Linked DNA regions of Homo sapiens: region 2 is linked to region 1. The links are chromatin loops, found by intact Hi-C in ENCODE. Cell type or tissue: B cell. All regions are shown on one strand. Each heading gives the region's core, and the rest is flanking DNA. Links, peaks and the distances in the headings are about the cores only.

The links. Hi-C counts contacts between places; a loop is a spot of excess contacts. Peaks named below come from ENCODE experiments on the same cell type or tissue, not always from the same donor. Only the 100,000 strongest peaks of a DNase experiment are listed, where the experiment ranks them.
Region 2: a loop joins it to region 1, with 4 times the contacts of the local background. A loop is called at or near these places in 17 of 110 quality-filtered maps.

The regions. Positions count from the first base shown.
Region 1 is chr2:9,602,244-9,613,116 of GRCh38, forward strand. The region is part of intron 2 of YWHAQ (tyrosine 3-monooxygenase/tryptophan 5-monooxygenase activation protein theta); the gene reads right to left. Among named protein-coding and RNA genes, the nearest start is that of YWHAQ, 23 kb to the right of the region's middle. RefSeq lists enhancers at 5,573-5,652, 5,703-5,802, 5,923-5,972. In B cell, for the core only: no CTCF peak of the experiment used is centred there; a DNase peak (open chromatin) is centred at 5,778; H3K4me3 peaks cover 1,336 bases; H3K27ac peaks cover 2,195 bases.
Region 2 is chr2:9,544,360-9,554,395 of GRCh38, forward strand. All of the region lies in intron 1 of ADAM17 (ADAM metallopeptidase domain 17), which reads right to left. Among named protein-coding and RNA genes, the nearest start is that of ADAM17, 6.5 kb to the right of the region's middle. In B cell, for the core only: no CTCF peak of the experiment used is centred there; DNase peaks (open chromatin) are centred at 3,789, 4,372 and 5,252; H3K4me3 peaks cover 2,500 bases; H3K27ac peaks cover 2,500 bases.

The DNA of each region.
Region 1 (10,873 bases), core at 4,767-7,266:
AAGCATGATCTTGTCTCTACCAAAAATTAAAAAATTAGCCAGGCATGGTGCCTCATGCCTGTAAGTCCCAGCTACTTAGGAGGGTTGTTTGTACCCAGATGTTCAAGGCTGCAGTGACCTATGATCACACCACTGCACTCCAGCCTGGGTGACAGAGCAAGACCCTGTCTCAATAAATAAATAAATAAAAATAAGTCCTTTAATAACATTTTATGCCTCCTTAACTAAGTTAAAATGAAACTAGTAGCTAATAATACACCTACGCACATTTTTTTTTTAAACAGCTACTCCTGAGTAGCTAGGAGTACAGGTGAGTCCCACCACCCAGCTGTCTCCCCCAGCCTGGAACGGAGTGCAGTGCAGTGATCACAGCTTACTGCATCCTTGAACTCCTGGACTCAAGGGATCCTCCCACCTTAGCCCTACTATAGGCACAGGCTACCACGCCCAGCTAATTGTTTTTATATTTTGGAGAGACAGGGTCTCATCATCTTGCACAGACTGGTAACTCCTAGGCTCAAGTGGTCCTCCTGCCTCAGCCTCCCAAAATGCTGGGATTACAGGTGTGAACCACCATGCCTAATTTAAAAAAAAAAAAAAAAAAAAAAAAAAAAAAAAAATATATATATATATATATATATATATATATATATATATATAGTAGGGACACAGTCTTGCTATGTTGCCTAGGCTGGTCTTGAACTTCTGGCCTCAAGTGATCCTCCTGCTTCGGCCTCCCCAAGTGTTGAACTTACAGGCATAAGCCACCTCACCTGACTGAGGAACACTTTTAAAATGTACATTTATCTCCTAAGGTATAAGGAACAAAGTAATTTTTAATAAAACAGTATTTTCAATAGGTAAACATTCATATAGCTAAAGTATAAACACAACGTAGTCAGATATCTGCCTCTAAGAATCAACAACAACAAACAACCTTCAAATACAGACTTACAATCTGTTCAAATATCATGAATGGCCTGACCAGTCAAGTTACAAGCAAAACAAAGTACAATTCTCCCTTGAATTTTTTTTTTTTTTTTTGAGCTGGAGTCTCGCTCTGTTGCCCGGGCTGAAGTGCAGTGACACGATCTCAGCTCACTGCAACCCCAACTTCCCAGGTTCAAGCAATTCTTGAGCCTCAGCCTCCCGAGTAACTGGGATTACAGGCACGCATAATCATGCCTGGCTAATTTTTCTAATTTTTTTTTAGAAGAGACGGGGTTTCTCCATGTTGGCCAGGCTGGTCTCAAACTCCTGACCTCAGATGATCCTCCTGCCTCAGCCTCCCAAAGTGCTGTGATTACGGGCATGAGCCACCATGCCTGGCTTTCCTTGATTTTTACACAGTAGATGCATTCCTGGTTAATTCTGTATGTTATTAAAACCATAAAATAGGCCAGGCATGGTGGCTCACACCTGGTAATCCCAACACTTCGGGAGGCTGAGGCAGATGGATCATTCGCGGTCAGGAGTTCGAGAGCAGCCTGGCTAGCATGGTGAAACTCCCCTCTATTAAAAATACTAAAAAACTAGCTGGGCGTGGTGGTGTACACCTGTAATCCCAGCTACTTGGGAGGCTGAGGCAAGGGAATCTCTTTAACCCAGGAGGAGGAGGTCACAGTGAGCTGAGATCACGCCACTGCACTCCAGCCTGGACGACAGAGTGACACTCCATCTCAACAACAACAAAACCCATAAACTAAAACTTTGTCTTTAAATGTAAAGCCAAATTAGGCTTTGGCCTCAGATAGCTCCTCTAAGTTTTTTACCTAACTGAAAGAACAGCTGGACAATTCCTTACACAGGCCTGGGCTCCTATGTGTTAAAGGATGTGTAGCACCACTGACCTCTGTCCAAAGTCAGTGCTACGCTCCCCACCTGAGCAGAAACACTGAGAGAACGGGTATATACAAGTGCTATGGGAGCTCAAAATAAAAAATAATTATTTAATTATGGAGTTAGAAGAATTTTTCTTAAGGTAACAAACGAGAGACAGAAAATACGGGGGGAAAAGGTATTCCAAGGCGAAGACTGGCATTTGAAAAGGTTTATCTGCACTAAGATGTAGAAAGTCACTGAAGGTGACTTTCTTTATAAAAGAAAGAAATTTCAATCACAAAGAGAACTAAAGACACCAATATTTCACAGTATTCACTATGAATTATATTTGACTGACTCAGTGGAATAAGCACTGGGCCAGTAATTTGGTTTTAGAGTATGAGTTTAGATCAAGTTCCTCAGTTTCATCTCCTCTTCTACAAAACACATTTGACCCTTGAACACAGGTTTGAACTTTATGGGTCCACTTTTCTACGGATTTTTTCCAGTCAGGCCTCCCTATCAGCAGGTTCTACAACCACAACCAAACATGGATCACAAACACAGTATTAAGGAGACGCAAAACCTGCATGTAAGGAGGGCCGGCTTTTTGAACCCACAGGTTCCAGAGGGCTGAAGAAGGAACTTGCGTATGTGTGGATTTCAGTATTCAAGGAGGTGCTGAAACCAATTCCCCTCAGATACAGAGCGATGGTTATAATAAAAAAAAATTCTCCAGTTTTAAGAATCTACAGTAATTCTGAAGCACTAAACCAAAACGGCAAACTCTTAAGCAGATGAACTCAATAAAAATGTTTTCTCAGTTATTTTTCATTCACAAAATGTAGCACAGTGTCTATCACATAGTAGGACTCATTATTTGTCAAATGAACATCAGCCATGGCCTGGCAACATGTTGAAATGGATGCAACAGAAGTGGAATTTCATACAGAATACTACTTTGAAATGATATGTGAATTATTTTATTTATTTTGATCAAAGTCATAATGTGTAATAGGTTAAGACTACTCAAAAATTCCTAAGAAAAAATGATAGTTTCCCCATTCTGTTCTCTCTTTTTTTTTTTTTTTTGAGACAGGGTCTCACTCTGTTGCTCATGCTAGAATACAGTGGCATCATCTCAGCTCACTGCAGCAGCAACTTCTAGGCTCGAGTAATCCTCCCACCTCAGCCTCCCAAGTAGCTGGGACCACAGGCGCATACCACCACATCTGGCTAATTTTTGTATTTTTTTGTAGAGATGGGGTTTTGCCATTTTACCCAGGCTGGTAACTACTGAGCTCAAGTGATCCTCCCACGTCAGCCTCTCAAAGTGCTGGGATTACAGGCATGAGGCCACCACACCCCAGCCTCTGCTCTGTTTCTAAGCTCCTTCAGGGAATACTTTTTTAAAAAAATCCTCACTTGATATGTCCAATTCTTGTCCCCTGCCCAAGGCAGCCATCATTTACTAGTTTCTTGTACATTCTTTTTGTTGTTGTTGTTTTGTTTCTGAGACAGGGTCTCAATGCATCGCCCATGCTGGAGTGCAGTGGTGCGATCTCGGCTCACTGCAACCTCTGCTTCCCGGGTTCAGGCAATTCTCCCACCTCAGCCTCCCCAGTAGCTGGGACTACAGGTGTGCACCACCATGACCGGCTAATTTTTTTTTTTTTTTGGTAGAGGGGGGTTTTCACCATGTTGGCCAGGCTGGTCTCCAACTCCTGACTCAAGTGATCTGCCCGCTGTGGCCTCCCAAAATGCTGCGATTACAGGCTTGAGCCACCGCGCCCAGCCTCTTGTACATTCTTTTAAGGATTCAAAACATTTAAAATCTATGTATGTTCCCCTCTCCCTCATGTTAGCACACTACACATTATTCTACACCTTAGCTTTTCCATTTAGTAAGCGCTCTGAGATAATTCCATGTCCATATATTTAATAGCTGCCTCATTCTATATATAACACTATATGTACAGTATTCTACTGTATGGGCACCCTAATTATTTATTTAGCTTCCTCTGAGGAACACTTAAGCTGCTTCCAATCTTGGTATTTCCAACTATGCACCAAATGTACACTTGATCCACAAGATAAATTGTTAAACTGTCCTTCCTGGAGTTAATTTCAATTTATACTCCCACTAGCAATGCATAAATGTTCCCATTTCTCAACATCTTTCTGAACCCAGTGTGTAACAAACTTTAAACACCTTTTCCGGCCAGGCTTGGTGGCTCATGCCTGTAATCCCAGCACTTTGGGAGGCCAAGGCAGGCAGACTGCCTGAGCTCAGGAGTTTGTGACCAGCCTGGGAAACACGGTGAAACCCCGTCTCTACTAAAATAAAAATAAAAATAAAAATAAAAATAAAAAACCTTTTCCAATCTAATGGGTGAAAAATACCTTACTACAGTTTTATTAGCATTTTTCCTTATCATAAATGCAGGTGAACATCTGTCTGTGTGTGTGTGTGTATATTTTTTGAGACGGAGTCTCGCTCTGTTGCCCAGCCTGGAGTGCAGTGGTGTGATATCGGCTCACTGCAACCTCCGCCACTCAGGTTCACGCCATTATCCTGCCTCAGCCTCCTGAGTAGCTGGGATTACAGGCACATGCCGCCACACTGGGCTAATTTCTGTATTTTTACTAGAGAAGGGGTTTCACCATGTTGGTGAGTGTATATCCTTTGCCCTTTTCCTAATGAGTTTTTCCTTACTGCTTTGTAGGAACTCTATATACTAATTAGTTCATTTTTTAGCTGTCTCTCAGATGAAACTATATGTAAACAGCCTGTCTGGCAACACAACTGCATTTAATATTTTTCTTTTTTTTTTTTTTGAGACAGAGTCTCACTCTGTCGCCCAGGCTGCAGTGCAGTAGCATAATCTTGGCTCACTGCAACCTCCACCTCCCGGGTTCAAGCGATTCTCCCGCCTCAGCCTCCCAAGTAGCTGGGATTACACGTGCGCGACACCATACCCGGCTAATTTTTGTATTTTAGTAGAGATGGGGTTTCACCATGTTGGTCATGCTGGTCTCGAACTCCTGACCTGTGATCCGCCCATCTTGGCCTTCCAAAGTGCTGGGATTACAGGCGTGAGCCACACGCCTGGCCTAATATTTTTCTATTACTTTTTTTTTTCTTTTTTTTTTTGAGACAGGGTTTTGCTCTGTTGCCCAGGCTGGAGTGCAGTGGTGTGATCTCGGCTCACTGCAACGTCCACCTCCCAGGTTCAAGTGATTCTCCTGCCTCAGCCGCTCGAGTAGCTGGGACTAACAGGCACATACCACCATGCCCAGCTAATTTTTTTTTTTTTTGTATTTTTAGTAGACTGAATTTCACCATGCTGGCTAGGCTAATCTCGAACTCCTGACCTCGTGATCCACCCCCCTCGGCTTCCCAAAGTGCTAGGATTACAGGCGTGAGCCATCGTACCTGGCATTTTTCTATTACATTAAATCAGATAAAACAGTACCAACACTTCTGACCGACATGAGAAACGCAAGTGAATATGACTGTGATTTCAGCACAAATAAAATAGACAAAGAGGAGACTTTTAGTTGAAATGCAAGTCTGAATTTGTGTTTATTGTCTACCTGACCATATGAAATGGTAACACATTTTAAAGGTTACTAAATTCTTCCTCTTTTTTTTTTTTTTTTTTGAGACAGAGTCTCAGTCTGTCACCCAGGCTGGAGTGCAGTGGCATAATCTCGGCTCACTGCAACCTCTGCCTCCTGGGTTCAAGCAATTCTCCTGCCTCAGCCTCCCAAGTAGCTGGGACTACAGGTACCAGCTACCACGCCTGGCTATTTCTTGTATTTTTAGTAGAGACGGGGTTTTCGCCATGTCAGCCAGGCTGGTCTCGAACTCCTGACGTAATCCGCCCACCTCAGCCTCCCAAAGTGCTGGTATTACAGGCGTGAGCCACCGAGCCTGGCCAAATGTTACTAATTTTAGAGCAATAAAGAGCAGTATATCAGATTAAAACACACTGCATTCACTTTCAGTATGGAGTACTTAAGAAATGTGTGACTCACAACCTTAAAATAGATTCACAGAAACATGACTTTCTGGTTCCGGCAACACAGTGAGACTGAGCTTACGGAGAATACCTCCCTCTTCTACTAAAAATAATCTAAATGCTAAGTAGAAATACTTTAAATAAAAATAGAAAAAACATACAGTAGAGCTTCAAAGAAAAGAGGGGAAATACATCGAGGCGCTAGATAGGAGGAAAGAAAGCTACAGCAATAAGTGAAAGTTTACAACACAACAACAGTGTGGAGGAGGGTGAGGACCCTAGAAAAACTTTGTCATCGCTGAGAAGTAGCCAGAAATCTACTTCCTGGGTTTTTGGGGGTGCAGTCTCCCATAAAAAGCAGAAACTCGAACCTATGTTCTTCTGTGCAGGTGCTAGTCAAACGTTTATTTCATGCATGATGTATGAAAACACAAGCTGAAAATGTTAAAAATGGGCTGGAGCACAGTGTGCCCAGCACAAATAATCAAAACTACTGTGTAAACAGAGAGATTCTCACAATCTAAGGTACACACAAGTGCCATAAAAAAAAGCAACATCCACGCTATTAAAAATAACAGGCTGGGTGCGATGGCTCACGCCTGTAATCCCAACATTTTGGGAGGCCGAGGTGGGTGGATCACTTGAGGTCAGGAGTTCGAAACCAGCCTGGCCAACATGGCGAAACCCCGTCCCTACAAAAATTAGCCAGGCGTGTTGGCGGGTGCCTGTAATCCCAGCTACTCAGGAGGCTGAGGCAGGAAGATCACTTGAACCCAGGAGGTACAGGTTTGCAGTGAGCTGAGATTGTACCACTGCACTCCAGCCTGAGCAACAGAGCAAGACTCCAAATCAAACAAACAAACAAACAAACAAACAAAAATAACAAAAATACTCAAGGGACGGATTCTCTATCATGAGGCGTCAGCAGACACAAACAGGATAGTCAGTTCCCAAGAGCTTTAAAACTGTGTATAATAAAACATAAATATGCTGAAAATAATTAAATAATCTTTTAAAGATGTTGAGGCTGGATACATAGGGTTACTACAGGATTTTCTTCACCTCTACCTAAGTTTGAAATTTTTCCTGACTAAAACAATCAAAAAGATTTTAAAAGAAAAACAGAAGCCAGGAGAAATGAACCATATATACAGTGAATTTTAAAAGGCAGCTTGGAGGTGGGAGAAGCGGAAGGGCTTTTAGAATAAAAAAAAATGAAAACAACTTTAAAATTGGAGATGGACAAAGAAAATTAATACAACAAAAGGCATATTTGAATAAATTACTCAGAATACAGAATAAAGAATAAGACAAAAAAAGTGGAAAAATTATAAGATGCGAATAGAAAGAGAAGGTCTAAGGTAATAGCCAACAGCTATTTCAGGAGAGAACAGAAAGAATGAAGATGAGATGTTATTCTGGGATAATGGCCGAGACTTCCAGTAATGGGATAAATACCTTGAGATAGGAAAAGCACAATAAATCCCAAGCAAGATAAAAAAAAATCATACCTAGATCATGGTAAAATTGCAGAATGCCAAAGACAAGAAAATTCTTAAAAGCAACCAGAGAAATGACACATTACCATAAAGGAAGAAACAACAATATGACAGCTGATTTTTCATCAGAAAACAATCAAGTAAGTATCTTCAAAGTGCGGAGAAAAACAACTGTCAACTAGAATTCTGTAACCAATTAAAGCACCACACAAAAACAGTGCAAAAACATAAAGACGTTTCCAGAAAGACAGAAGTTCCCACTCACAGATCATTACTAAAAGAAACTTTTTTAGAGTGGGAAGGAAGAAGTAATGGAATAAAAGAAGTCATCAATTAGAGTATTAACAGTCCAAAATAAGAGTACTGTAAAGGACTGAGTTGGCTATTAAAGCAAAGAAGTATGAAGAGGACACGTGTTTCCCGCATCTCTTTCAGAGGATTATCTTAATTTTGGAGGACAGTTACATGATTTTTTCCCCCTTAATCTACCAAGTGTCTGCCTTTTAAGACCATACTTTCTAAAATCTGACAACTGAAGTATTGATTATTTGCTCCAGAAGAAAATGTTTCACTAGAATAATCAAGGATCCTAAATATTTCAACAGCCCAGTATCTATCTTAAGGTAAATGACAAGACGACATGGGTCCATTTCACTGGTATGATTTAACCAATATCTACATGCTAATAACTCACAAATTTGCTCCTTACCTAGTTGTATCTCAGTTTCTTCATCTGTAAAACAGTTACTGACAGTTCTTAATTCATAGGGTTGTTGTGAAGATTAAATGAGTTAACACAAACTCTGCTTGGTACATAACCCTCAATTGTGTCATACAGCATGACACAAATCTTTCTCTTACATACCATACCAAGTGCCTCCGACATATATTAACATCTGGATGGACCACTGGAACTTTAAACTTTACTCTTTTTTTTGAGACAGAGTTTCATTCTTCTTGCCCAGGCTGGAGTGCAACGGCGCAATCTCGGCTCACTGCAACCTCCACCTCCTGGGTTCAAACGATTCTCCTGCCTCAGCTTTCCAAGTAGCTGGGATTACAGGCATGCGCCACCATGCCCGGCTAATTTTGTATCTTTAATAGAGACGGGGTTTCTCCATGTTGGTCAGGCTGGTCTCGAACTCCCAACCTGAGGTGATCCGTCTGCCTCGGCCTCGGAAAGTGCTGGGGTTACAGGCATGAGCCACCGCACCCTGCCTACTCATTTTTTAAAAATTAAATTTACCTTCCTGACACGATCTACTATTGATTCTGCTCCCCTACTCGATTTTCTGTCTTAGGAAAAGTACTCAGTAGCCCTAGGCAGAAACCTAGGAGTCACCCTACTCTTTCTTTGGACTCATTCTCCCTGCCTTCTATATTTAGTCACCCAAGCCCCTGGAAGTAGTTTTCTCCAGGAAGTCAAGACTGATTTGGAAACTTTTCTCAGACAAGTAAGCATAGTATACTTTGAGAACATATATTTCCCTTCTCTTTAGAGCCACTGAAAGAAAAGATATTTTCTTGTCCGGGTTTGATACATAAGGACACTGAAGGATCCAATGTACAGTCTAAAAAAGTGTGAACCACAATCAGTGCACTAACAAATCTACCCCCTACTGTGGAGACGATGGTCATTCAACATTTGAGCAGCATCCAACTCTTCTCTGTCATACCACACTTACTAAACAATTTAATGATTATGTCTTGATTCCTACGTGAGTCTATCTGCCTCCTGAAAGAGAACATACTAGTCATGTCAACACAGTACTGCAATCTTTGTGCTAGTTATGGCTCACTGTAAATGAATAAGCTAACTTTCCTGGTTTTATGCACCAGTCGCATGAGCTTGATCACTGTGGATCTAGGCTTGAAAGATTGCTCCACCCTGGTATAGCTCACAAAGCTAAAGGCCACACCATGAATTGCAGTAAACTCACAAGAGTAATGCTAACCCTCCCGCTCCATCTTTTGGGAAATACCCCCCAACACATACACACTCCTAACTTCTCTGTAGTGTTACATGGCTTAGTATCCTTACATATTTTGAAATATGTATATCTACTAGATCCCAAACCTGTTTCTATACTCTTTTTTTGAGGCTAGGTCTCACTGTGTCACCCAGAGGCTGGAATGCAGTGGTGCGATGTCAGCTCACTACAACCTCTGCCTCCCGGGTTCAAGCGATTCTCGTGCCTCAGCCACCCGAGTAGCTGGGATTACAGGTGTGCACCACCACGCCCAGCTAATTTTCGTATTTTTAGCAGATGAGGTTTGGCCATGTTGGCCAGGCTGGTCTCAAACTCCTGGGCTCATGTGATCTACCCGCCTTGGCCTCCCAAAGCGCTGGAATTACAGGCGTGAGCCACTGCGCCCATCCCTGTTTCTATACTTACATTACTTATTTCTACCAATTATTCCCTCACCCTCTGATCTCCCAGCCACCTACGTTCATCCACACTACCTCTGAGTTTTCACTCTCCATTTCCCATTCCACCACAAATTGCCAAAGTCCTACTGATTTCACCTTTTCACAGTGTCACAGTATTTTTGAAAATCTATCTTCTCAGTCTCATTCCTATTTCTATTACCCAAGTTAACTGTATCATTTCACCTCAACTGCTCCAATAATCTAACTGATCTACCAGGTTTTTGGGTTCCTCTTTCTCGGATCCAGTTTACACCTTGCTGCCAGATTAATCTTAAATTCCATTGCGGGCACGTTAACTCCTTCTCAAAACCCCCAATGGCCTGTTAAAGGATAAACTTAAAGCCAGACATTGTTCTGCAGACTCAAGGTCCTGCAGAATCAGACCCTAACCTAGAGCTTCCAGGTAATTTAAATGGTAAAGAGATATTGATCCCCTTAGTAACCACCACAGCAGGGTGAGAAATCCATTTTCCTCTGTACTATACAAAGATTGTTATTCTGTGTGCCATTACACAAAAGGAGTTGGGAAGCATTGTCCTGACTGACATCAACCTTATGTCTATTATAACCTTTTCTGGACCAGTAGGAGGAGTGTGGAGCAACAACAAGGTGCCTCCCAAAAACCTAAGTGGCACTCTAAGAAGTAACATATGCAAGTATTCTTCATGTCAGGATGCTAGGAATACAGCAGGTATTGGGAGGAAAGTTTAAAAAGCAACACTAAGTATCTCCAGCACTACTCAAAGATAAAGCCACCCGAGCCCATGAGTACAGTCTTTCAACAGTAAGGCAGCTACACTGAGGCTAGATGCAGCACTATTAGAGTGACTGGTCATGAAGGTCATCCAACTACAGCCTCTTGTTGATTTCTGTGTTCACCACTCAATCTTCTAGTGGTAATTTGGGTCCTCCTGTACATTTACCAACAAACAATAAACATGGCTCGATCATGTCTCTTTGCCTGACTTAATCCTTGCAGCTCCTCTCTCAACAGACCAACAAATTAGACATAGAGCCAACAGGATGAGGGAGGGACAAACCCTCAACCATGAATGTACACTATTTTACTCGTCTAGCACCCTACTACCTCTTCCTTA
Region 2 (10,036 bases), core at 3,336-5,835, 59 kb before region 1:
CTGTCTCTACTAAAAATACAAAATTAGCCGGGCATGGTGGTGCATGCCTGTAATCCCAGCTAGTTTGAGGCAGGAGAATCGCTTGAACCCAGGAGGCAGATGTTGCAGGGAGCTGAGATTGCACCACTACACTCTAGCCTGGGCGACAGAGCAAGACTCCATCTCTAGGCGGGGGAAAAAAGGCCGGGCTGGGCACGGTGGCTCACGCCTGTAATCCCAGCACTTTGGGAGGCCAAGGCAGGGGGATCACAAGGTCAGGAGATGGAGACCATCCTGGCAAACATGGTGAAACCCAGTCTCTACCAAAATACAAAAAATTAGCCAGGCGTGGTGGCGGGCACCTGTAGTCCCAGCTACTCATGAGGCTGAGGCAGAAGAATCGCTTGAACCTGGGAGGCGGAAGTTGCAGTGAGCTGAGATCACATCACTGCACTCCAGCCTGGCGACAGAGCAAGACTCCATCTCAAAAGAAGAAAAAAAAAGCCAAAAAGGGCTATTTTTTATTCATTACAACATCCTTGCCTCACAATACTCAGCAAAAACCTTGCACATATCAGCACTCACATGTTCACAAACTGCACGAATTCTCAGTGCTGAAATGCAATATGGTCCTTTAGTTCTTCAATTTCCCTGATACAGGTTGGTACATGAACTCAGTTTCATTCAAGATCATAATCACTCCTACTGACTTAGGAACTTAACCTCAACATTATAGTTTCATTGTCAATAATATAGCCCAGTAGTTCTCAAAGTGTAGTTCCCAAACCAGCAGCATCATCATCAACTGGGAATTTGTTAAAAATGCAAATGCTCAGGTCTCCCCTCAGACCTGCTCAAACAGAAATCCGCCCAGTGGGATCCAATAGTCTGTGTTTAACAAGGCTTCCAGGCAAGGCTGACACACTCAAATATGAAAATCACTGAACTGGCTGGGCATGGTGGCTCACACTTGTAATCCCAGCACTTGGAGAGGCAGAGGCGGGTGGATCACCTGAGGTCAGGAGTTCAAGACCAGCCTGGCCAACATGGCAAAACCCTGTCTCTACTAAAAATACAAAAAATTAGCTGGGCATGGCAGCAGACGCCTATAATCCCAGCTACTCGGTAGGCTGAGGCAAGAGAACTGCTTGAACCTGGGAGGCGGAGGTTGCAGTGAGCCGAGATCACACCACTACTCTCCAGCCTGGGCAACAAGGCAAGACTCCATCTCAAAAAAGAAAAAGAAAAAACCACTGAACTAAGCTAAAGGAAGGTAACAACTCAAAGTAAAGAAAAAAACTTTAGCCACAAAGATGTTCATTATTCAGCCTTGCCTTATTTTCAAGGACAAAAACCAGAATGATGGTAAATTAGTAACTGTGAAATGGTTGGATGTTGTAACACTTCCAAAGACAGGGGAAAAAATCTGCAACTATTTTAAATGTCGTTCACAAAAGGTTTTTAAGAACATGGGGCTGAGGGCGGTGGCTCGCTCCTGTAATCCCAGCACTTTGGGAGGTCAAGGTGAGAGAATTGCTTGACCCAAGGAGTTCGAGACCAGCCTGGGCAAAATAGTGAGACCCTCATCTCTCCAAAAAGTAAAAATAAAATTAGCCAGGCATGGTGGCATGTGCTTGTAGTCTCAGCTACTCAGAAGGTTCAGGCGGGAGGATCACTTGAGCCCAGGAGGTCAAGGCTGCAGTAAGCCAAGATAGCACCACTGCACTCCAGCCTGGGTGACAGGATGAGACCCAGTCTCAAAAAAAAAAAAAAAGAAAGAACATGGAAAAATACATATGTTATAATGTTAAATATAGATTTCAGAAATATTCATATTGTATAATCTTAACTATGTATAAAAATAGGTCTAGAAAAAATAAGCACAAGACAGTAACATCATTGGTTATTTTGGGTATATTTTCTATAATAAGCACTTTTTAAATGTAGCTTGCTAAAGCACTTTAAAATACTTAACTAATGCATTTCAACTGCAATTGATTCTCTTTTAATAACTGGATATCTCAAATTGAAGATTCTGAAGCCATTACAAACTATAGTAAAAACAGTTCTTCCTTTGGAGCCAAACTGTAGCTACGTACTACTGCTATTGTGTTTTCACTAACAAGTAACCTCTCAGGTACTCAATATTTCACTGCACTTCACTTCCAAAATTCTAACCACTAGTAATCTCAATTTTTTACAGGCTTTACAACAGAATTTATATTTCTCCCCATTTCCCAAGAGTTTATCTCTTATCCATATCCAATTCTCTCAATAAACTTAAGTATAAACCACCTGCTTCTGACAGTAGAGTTTATTACAGTTAATACCAGACACTGCCGCACTGTCTATCTCAGCTCAGTGTCTGGCCATATTCTTTTTTTTTTTTTGAAATGGAGTCTCACTCTGTCGCCAGGCTGGAATGCAGTGGCGTGATCTCAGCTCACTGCAACCTCCGCCTCCTGGGTTCAAGCGATTCTCCTGTCTCAGCCTCCCAAGTAGCTGGGACTACAGGTGCACACCACCTATCCAGCTAATTTTTGTATTTTTAGTAGAGAAGGGGTTTCACTGTGTTGGCCAGGATGGTCTTGATCTCTTGACCTCGTGATCCACCCACTTCGGCCTCCCAAAGTGCTGGGATTACAGGCGTGGGCCACAGAGCCCAGCCCATATTCTCTCTTTAAAAAACTACAATGGCTGCCTACTTCTCTCTAGAATGAGAGCACCTTCCTTACTTTCTACAAGTTGCCACAGCAGTCATCATTTTGTTATCTTTTTTGTCATCTGCATTTTTTGTTGTTTTTGCTTTTTGTTGTTTTGTTATGTGCTTTTGTTATCTTTTTCATCCCCCTACCCCTCCTTTCTTGCACACACATTCTACACTTATTTTTTCTCTTTTCCACCAGACTCCATTTACTTGATTATTTAACAAATATTTATTGAGAACCTCCTACCTTTCAGGCACTAAGGATACAACACAGAGAAAAAGAAACAGACTTCCAGTATTGTGACACTGGAGGAAAGACCAAAATTATTATAAAGTACATCACAGACCAAGACAGAAGTAGCCACAGAAAGTTATGCACAGACACAGCAGGGGCATGATCCCTGCCTGCTGAGTCAAAGATGTTTTCCCAGGGAAACGGTTTTGAAGACCAGAAGGATGAGGCAGCACCCCAGAGAAGGAAAAGAAAGGAGAGGCCTTAGGTCAAGGGCATAACATATGCTGAATTCCACAAAAAATAGAACACAACACTTAAAGACGTGAAAGCAACTCAATGAGGCTACAGTGCAGAGCAGTACAGAGAGAATATGAAGTGTGAGGCTGGAGAGTCAGGCACTGGTCAGGCCATGAAGGGCTATGGAAGGAAATCAGGGATTCTGGGCTTTGGATAATGGCAATAGCTGTAAGTTGGAAATTTCATTATAGGCCAGCTGTGGTGGCTCATGCCTGTCATCCCAGCACCTTGGGAGGCCAAGATGGGTAGATCGCTTGAGCCCCAGGAGTTCAAGACAAGCTTGGGCAACACAGCAAAACCCCGTCTCTACCAAAAAAATAAATAAAATAAAATACAAAAATTAGCCAGGCGTGGTGGTGTACACCTGCAGTCCCAGCTGCTCAGGAGGCTGAGGTGGGAGGATGGCTTGAGCTCAGGAGGCAGAGGTTGCAGTGAGCTGATATCGTGCCACTGCACTCCAGCCTAGGCAACGAGGCCAGATCCTGTCTCAAAATCCAAAAAAAAAAAAAGAGAGAGAAAGCCAAGGTGGGCGATCACTTGAGGTCAGGAGTTAGAGACCAGCCTGGCCAACGTGGCAAAACCCTGTCTCTGCTAAAAATACAAGATTAGCTGGGCGTGGTAGCAGGTGCGTATAATCTCAGCTACTTGGGAGGCTGAGGCATGAGAATCGCTTGAACCCAGGAGGCAAAGGTGGCAGTGAGCCGAGATCATGCCACTGCACTCCAACCTGGGTGACAGAGTGAGACTCCATCCCCCCCAAAAAAGAAAGAAATTTCATTATGACTGCAGTGTGGAGAATGGGCTAGAGGGGAACAAGACCGGAATGTAGGAAATCTGCTGGTAGGCTGCAGAGCAAACCAAGTAGAAACCACTAAAAGACTCCTAGGTTGTGGCTCACTGTGATTAAAAAAAAAAAAAAGAAAACAAAACAAGAGAGGGGCTGATATCAGGAGACAATTGCATGCTGAAAGATTCTGGAGTTTTGAATGATAGAGCCTTGGGAGAAACAGAAATGAAAACAAAAGATTCTGGAGTTTCATATTCTATTTTGTTCCTTATACACAGTTGCAATTTCATTGCTCATTTACATAGGACTTCCTTTGCATTAAGTCATCATGTCTAGTTGTGTTACTGATGAGCCACATAGTGATTTTCAGCAGGGAGAGTAAATCTATGTTATCACAAGATTCTTAACACTGACATCAGCGGTAAAAAGTAGCCAATACTTTGTTCCTTCTAAAGGTTTCAAAGAAGAATAAAAAGAAAACGGGGCTTTCAGGCCTGTAACAAAATGGCCTTCTGGTTGTAGCTGTGGAGTTGCCTACAGAAGATTAGATAAACCTTCCACTCTCCCACTTCTCTTATATCTGAATTGTTTTGTCTCTGGGATAAGCTTTTATGGCCATTCACTTTAATGCATTGACATAAAGTATATCCATATTTTCTTCATTAAGCCCAGAGCTGACATTTTTAAGCTAAAACTAATCGTGAAACTTTAAAAAATTATGTATATGGCAGGTCACAGTGGCTCACACCTGTAATCCCAGCACTTTGGGAGGCCGAGGTGGGTGGATCACAAGGGTGGGAGTTCAAGACCAGCCTGGCCAACATGGTAAAACCCAGTCTCTACTAAAAATACAAAAATTAGCCAGGCGCGGTGGCAGGCACCTGTAATCCCAGCTACTCAGAAGCCTGAGGCAGGAGAATCGCTTGAACCCGGGTGGCAGAGGTTGCAGTGAGTGAGCTGAGATCACGCCACTGCACTCCAGCCTAGGTGATAGAGTGAGACTCCATCTCAAAAACAAACAAACAAAAATTATGTATATAATTTTGTGTGTATATCAACATATATACACATAAGTATAGTGGTATGTATATAACCGTCCCACACGTATTTAAGAACAATGTAAATAAAGTGTTATATGAGAAGGTTCTGGAAACGTGTGGGTTTTTGTTTTGTTTTGTTTTTGAGACAGGGTCTCGCTCTGTTGCTCAGGCTAGAGTGCAGGGCACAATCACCACTCACTGCAGCCTCAACCTCCTGGGCATGAGCAATCCTCCGGGTGGCTGGGACCACAGGCACATGCCACCGCACCTGGCTAATTTTTGTTTCTATTTTTTTGTAGAGACAAGGTCTTGCCATGTTGCCCAGCCTGGTCTCAAACTCCTGGGCTCAAGTGATCCTTCCCCCTTAGCTTTCCAAAATGCTGAGATGACAGTCGTGAGCCACCGCGCCCAGCTTGTGGATTTTTTACATTAATTTCTTTTATTTTTTCAGCAAATTGCATTTTCCTAAAATACTACTTGAGAGTGTACTGCAGAACCCCAAGGCACTCAGCTCACTCTTCACTGCTCTGCTGCATGAAGTACGAAAAGTTCCCCCAAAATGACACTATCAATGTCATGCTCCTACTTCTGATATCAGAAATGGAAAACATAAAGCCAGTACTGCTGTGAAGTGTTTATTGTGTTTGTGCTGAAGACACAGGAGCCTTCCTCTTCAGCACCCCCCAAAACACACAGGACAGGGAAGCAGGCCACGTGTAGTAAGTGTCAGGTGCGGGTTGTTGGGACTAAGGAATGAGAAAAAGGGAGCAGTGCTCTCTGCTAGGCCAGGGACCCCAGAGCCTGGGAACTAAACAATTTTATGGATTTATACCAGTAAAGGAGGATAGAGTATGAGCTGCTTCAACTAATTCCCTATCAAGAGCTCCTCAACAGACCTGGGACGTAACCTGAGCCAAGACTCTCCAGCAAGACCAGTAACCAGGATGCAAGTTTCAGGTTAGGCAATGAGACTACTTCCACAATTACCAGCAGCCCTGCCTAGTCCTAGGCTAAACCTGTATCCGATACTCATTCTTTTTTTTTTTTTTTTTTTTTTTTGAGATGGAGTCTCACTCTGCTGCCCAGGCTGCACTGCAGTGGCTCAACCTTGGCACACTGCAACCTCTGCCTCCCGGGTTCAAGCAATTCTCCTGCCTCAGTCTCCCCAGTAGCTGGGATTACAGGCACGCACCACCACGCCTGGCTAATTTTTGTATTTTTAGTAGAGACAGGTTTCACCATGTTGGTCAAGCTGGTCTTGAACTCCTGGCCTCAAGTCATCCGCCGGCCTCAGCCTCCCAAAGTGCTGGGACTATAGGTGTAAGCCACTGTGTCCAGCTACTCATTCTTGTAATCAAAAGAATAGGTAACTGGCTGGGGCAGTGGTTCACGTCTGTAATCCCAGCACTTTGGGAGGCTGAGGCAGGTGGATCACCAGAGGTCAGGAGTTCAACACAGGCCTGTCCAATATGATGAAACCCCATCTCTACTAAAAATACAAAAAAAAAAAAAAAAAAAAAATTAGCCAGGCGTGGTGGGGGACACCTGTAATCCCAGCTATTCGTGAGGCTGAGGCACGAGAATCACTTGAACCTGGGAAGTGGAGGTTGCAGTAAGCCAAGATTGCGCCACTGCGCTCCAGCCTGGGTGACAGTGAGACTCTGTCTCAAAAAAAAAAAAAAGGTAACTAATTTTGGACATGTTATATTTGAAGTGCCAAATGGGCAGCTGAATATGAACTCCAGAGAACAAGTCCAGGTCAGAGATACACGTCTAGTCATTAGCAGAACACTGTCAAATGAAGTGAAACCAGTACAACTCATGTAACAACAAAGAAAAAAAAAAAAGGAAGGGGGGGAACGGAGAGATGCCCATTTCCTTGGCTGATTTTAGGAGTAAATAAAGAGATACAGATTGAGCATCCCTTATCCAAAATGCTTGAGACCAGAAGTGTTTCATTCATCAGAATTTTTTAAATTTTGAAATATTTGCATATACATAATGAGGTATCTTGGGGATGGGACCCAAGTCTAAATATAAAATTCATTTATGTTTCATTTATTCACTTACTTTGAGATGGAGTCTTGCTCTGTCGCCCAGGCTGGAGTGCAGTGGCGCGATCTCGGCTCACTGCAAGCTCCACCTCCCAGGTTCACACCATTCTCCTGCCTCAGCCTCCCGAGTAGCTGGGACTACAGGCGCCTGCTACCACACCTGGCTAATTTTTTGTATTTTTAGTACAGACAGGGTTTCACCATGTTAGCCAGGATGGTCTCGATCTCCTGACCTCGTGATCCACCCAGCTCGGCCTCCCAAAGTGCTGGGATTACAGGCATGAGCCACCGCGCCTGGCCTAAACAATATTTTTAAGTAACTTTTTTTGCATGAAAAAAAGTTTGTGTACAACGAAGCATTCGAAAGCAAAGGTGTCACTGTCTCGGCCACCCACATAAATAATCTGTGGTTGTCTGGCATCACCATCATTCCTGACTGATTTTACATGCTACAATAAGTAATCGTTTTGTTATACCTATTCACACATAAGTACTACACAGTAAAAAATATACCACTAACAGTGAAAAAATCGTGTGTTAGGGGTAATGTGTGCTGTCATGCCAGCATTCAAAAAGTTTCAAATTTTGGAGCATTTCAGATTAGGGATGCTCAACCCATATATGAAAAGCCTTTCATTTCACTTCCGTTACCTCAATGAAGCCCATTCCTGTCCTCCTTTCCTATCAATCTTTTTCAGACTTTCTTCACATTACACTTCCAGCTGTATACACTTATTATCTCACAAATAGAAAATGGTGAAGGATCCAAAAATCAACCACAATTGGCCTTGGAGGAAACCTATATTTAATGTTCTAGGAAATCCTGTGAAAGTCAAAAGGATCTCTCCAGTTTCCCCATCACAATTATCTGCTTAATTCCTCTCCATTCTACTCTTGAAATATGGTTTATCTCTTAGACTAATATAAAGCAGAGTTACATTAAATCTCCCTTGGAGCAGTTAGGGCAGTTAAGCATTTAGGTTTCAAAGGAATGCAGCCAGTAAGCAAAATTAACATCAAAAGAGAAAGCCAGATGTCAAAATACTGAGTAAAATGGTGCTGTCAATAATGAAATCAGCACTGCAATATGGAGAATCCCCATGCCAATAACCTCAAGGTAAATTTGAAAATACATGTTTCAGATACAAACTTTCTCATCCCTCATCTGTGACCTATATTTTTTCCTCCCACCCACTACATCCTCTTTTATTAAAAGTAACACAAAGGGAAAACGATTTTGAAATCAAAGTGAGACTTATACACCCCAGCTGCAACTTCAACAAGATATCATCATGACTAAGCTCATATGACTCATAACTTTCCTAAATTATGCAATTCATAACAGTTCAATTGAAATCATTTTTGGTGACCCATAGAGGACTCTAAAAACCAGGCTTCATTTTATTAGGTATTTTTTGCCTTTCAGAAAAATGTTGTCATATGCCTAATCGATATTGAGTACTGCAATATAGTAGTATTTGTAGGACAATAAACATAAAAAATAAATAATAAAGCATGTTTTTCAACTATGAAACTATTTGCTAGTCTTGACCAACTCAATCTAATGGTAAGGTTAAGTAACAAATTATATTGTAAGCTGTCAAACAAACTGAAAAAAAAAGTCATTCTTCAAAAGAAAAATACCCACAAGGCCTATGTTCATCATTGACAACTGACAGCATCTTCCTGAGACTCATTTTCCTCCTCCTTTATTTGAAAACTAGACTTGATCTCTAAGATTCATTTGGTGATAACACTTGCTATAACGTACTCTAGCACTCTCCTCTATGCTGTTTTAGAAGTGTCCTAAATGAATGTCTATTTCCCTATGCTATAACCATTTGAAGATGGATATCGTCTGATCTTTGTATTTCCAATGCCACGTATAATACTTGTGTGTCCTTCAAATATTTCGTTTAAAAAAAAAAAAAGAGGCCGGGCCTGGTGGCTCAAGCCTTTAATCCCAGCACTTTGGGAGGCCGAGGTGTGCTGATCACCTGAGGTCAGGAGTTCGAGACCAGCCTGAATAACATGGAGAAACCCCATCTCTACTAAAAATACAAAAAATTAGCCGGACGTGGTGGCACATGCCTGTAATCCCAGCTACTTGGGAGGCTGAGGCAGGAGAATTGCTTGAACCCGGGAGGCGGAGGTTGTGGTGAGCTGAGATGACGCCATTGCACTCCAGCCTGGGCAACAAGAGCAAAACACTGCCTCAAAAAAAAAAAAAAAGAAAGAAAAAGAAAAGAAAAGAAAAAAGAAAAGTCTATGCATTCTTCTGGCACAGGTGGTCTGCATTTTGCAAATAAAAAACAAACACATGGGCCAGGAGCGGTGGTTCATGCCTGTAATCCCAGCACTTAGGGAGGCCCAGGTGGGCGGATCACGAGGTCAAGAGTTCTAGACCAGCCTGGCCAACATGGTGAAACCCCGTCTCTACTAGGAATACAAAAATTAGCTGGGCGTGGTGGCACATGCCTGTAATCCCAGCTACTCAGGAGGCTAAGGCAGGTGAACTGCTTGAACCCCGGGAGGCGGAGGTTGCAGTGAGCTGAGATCGCGCCACTGCACTCCAGCCTGGGCAACAGAGCAAGACTCTGTCTTGGAAAAAAAAAATGGTCTAAAAAACCTTACGATCTGCAAATGTTATGAATTGATCTAGAAAGTAATGTTTCTCTTTAAACTGTATGCTTCCTTGGGACTCATGCTTATTTTTACCTACGAACAACAGATTAATAACATAAGTGAAACAGTTGTGTCAGGGTGGTGCAAATATAATTTTAATATCTCAAAATACATATTTATTCTTTTTACTAACATTTATCCTTAAAATGAAGACCCTTACCCTATCCCTCCATCCTAACCACAATCCTACCTCAAAATGTCCTTCAATTTGTACTGACTTACCACTTCTCAGCACTTCCTAACAAGATCCCT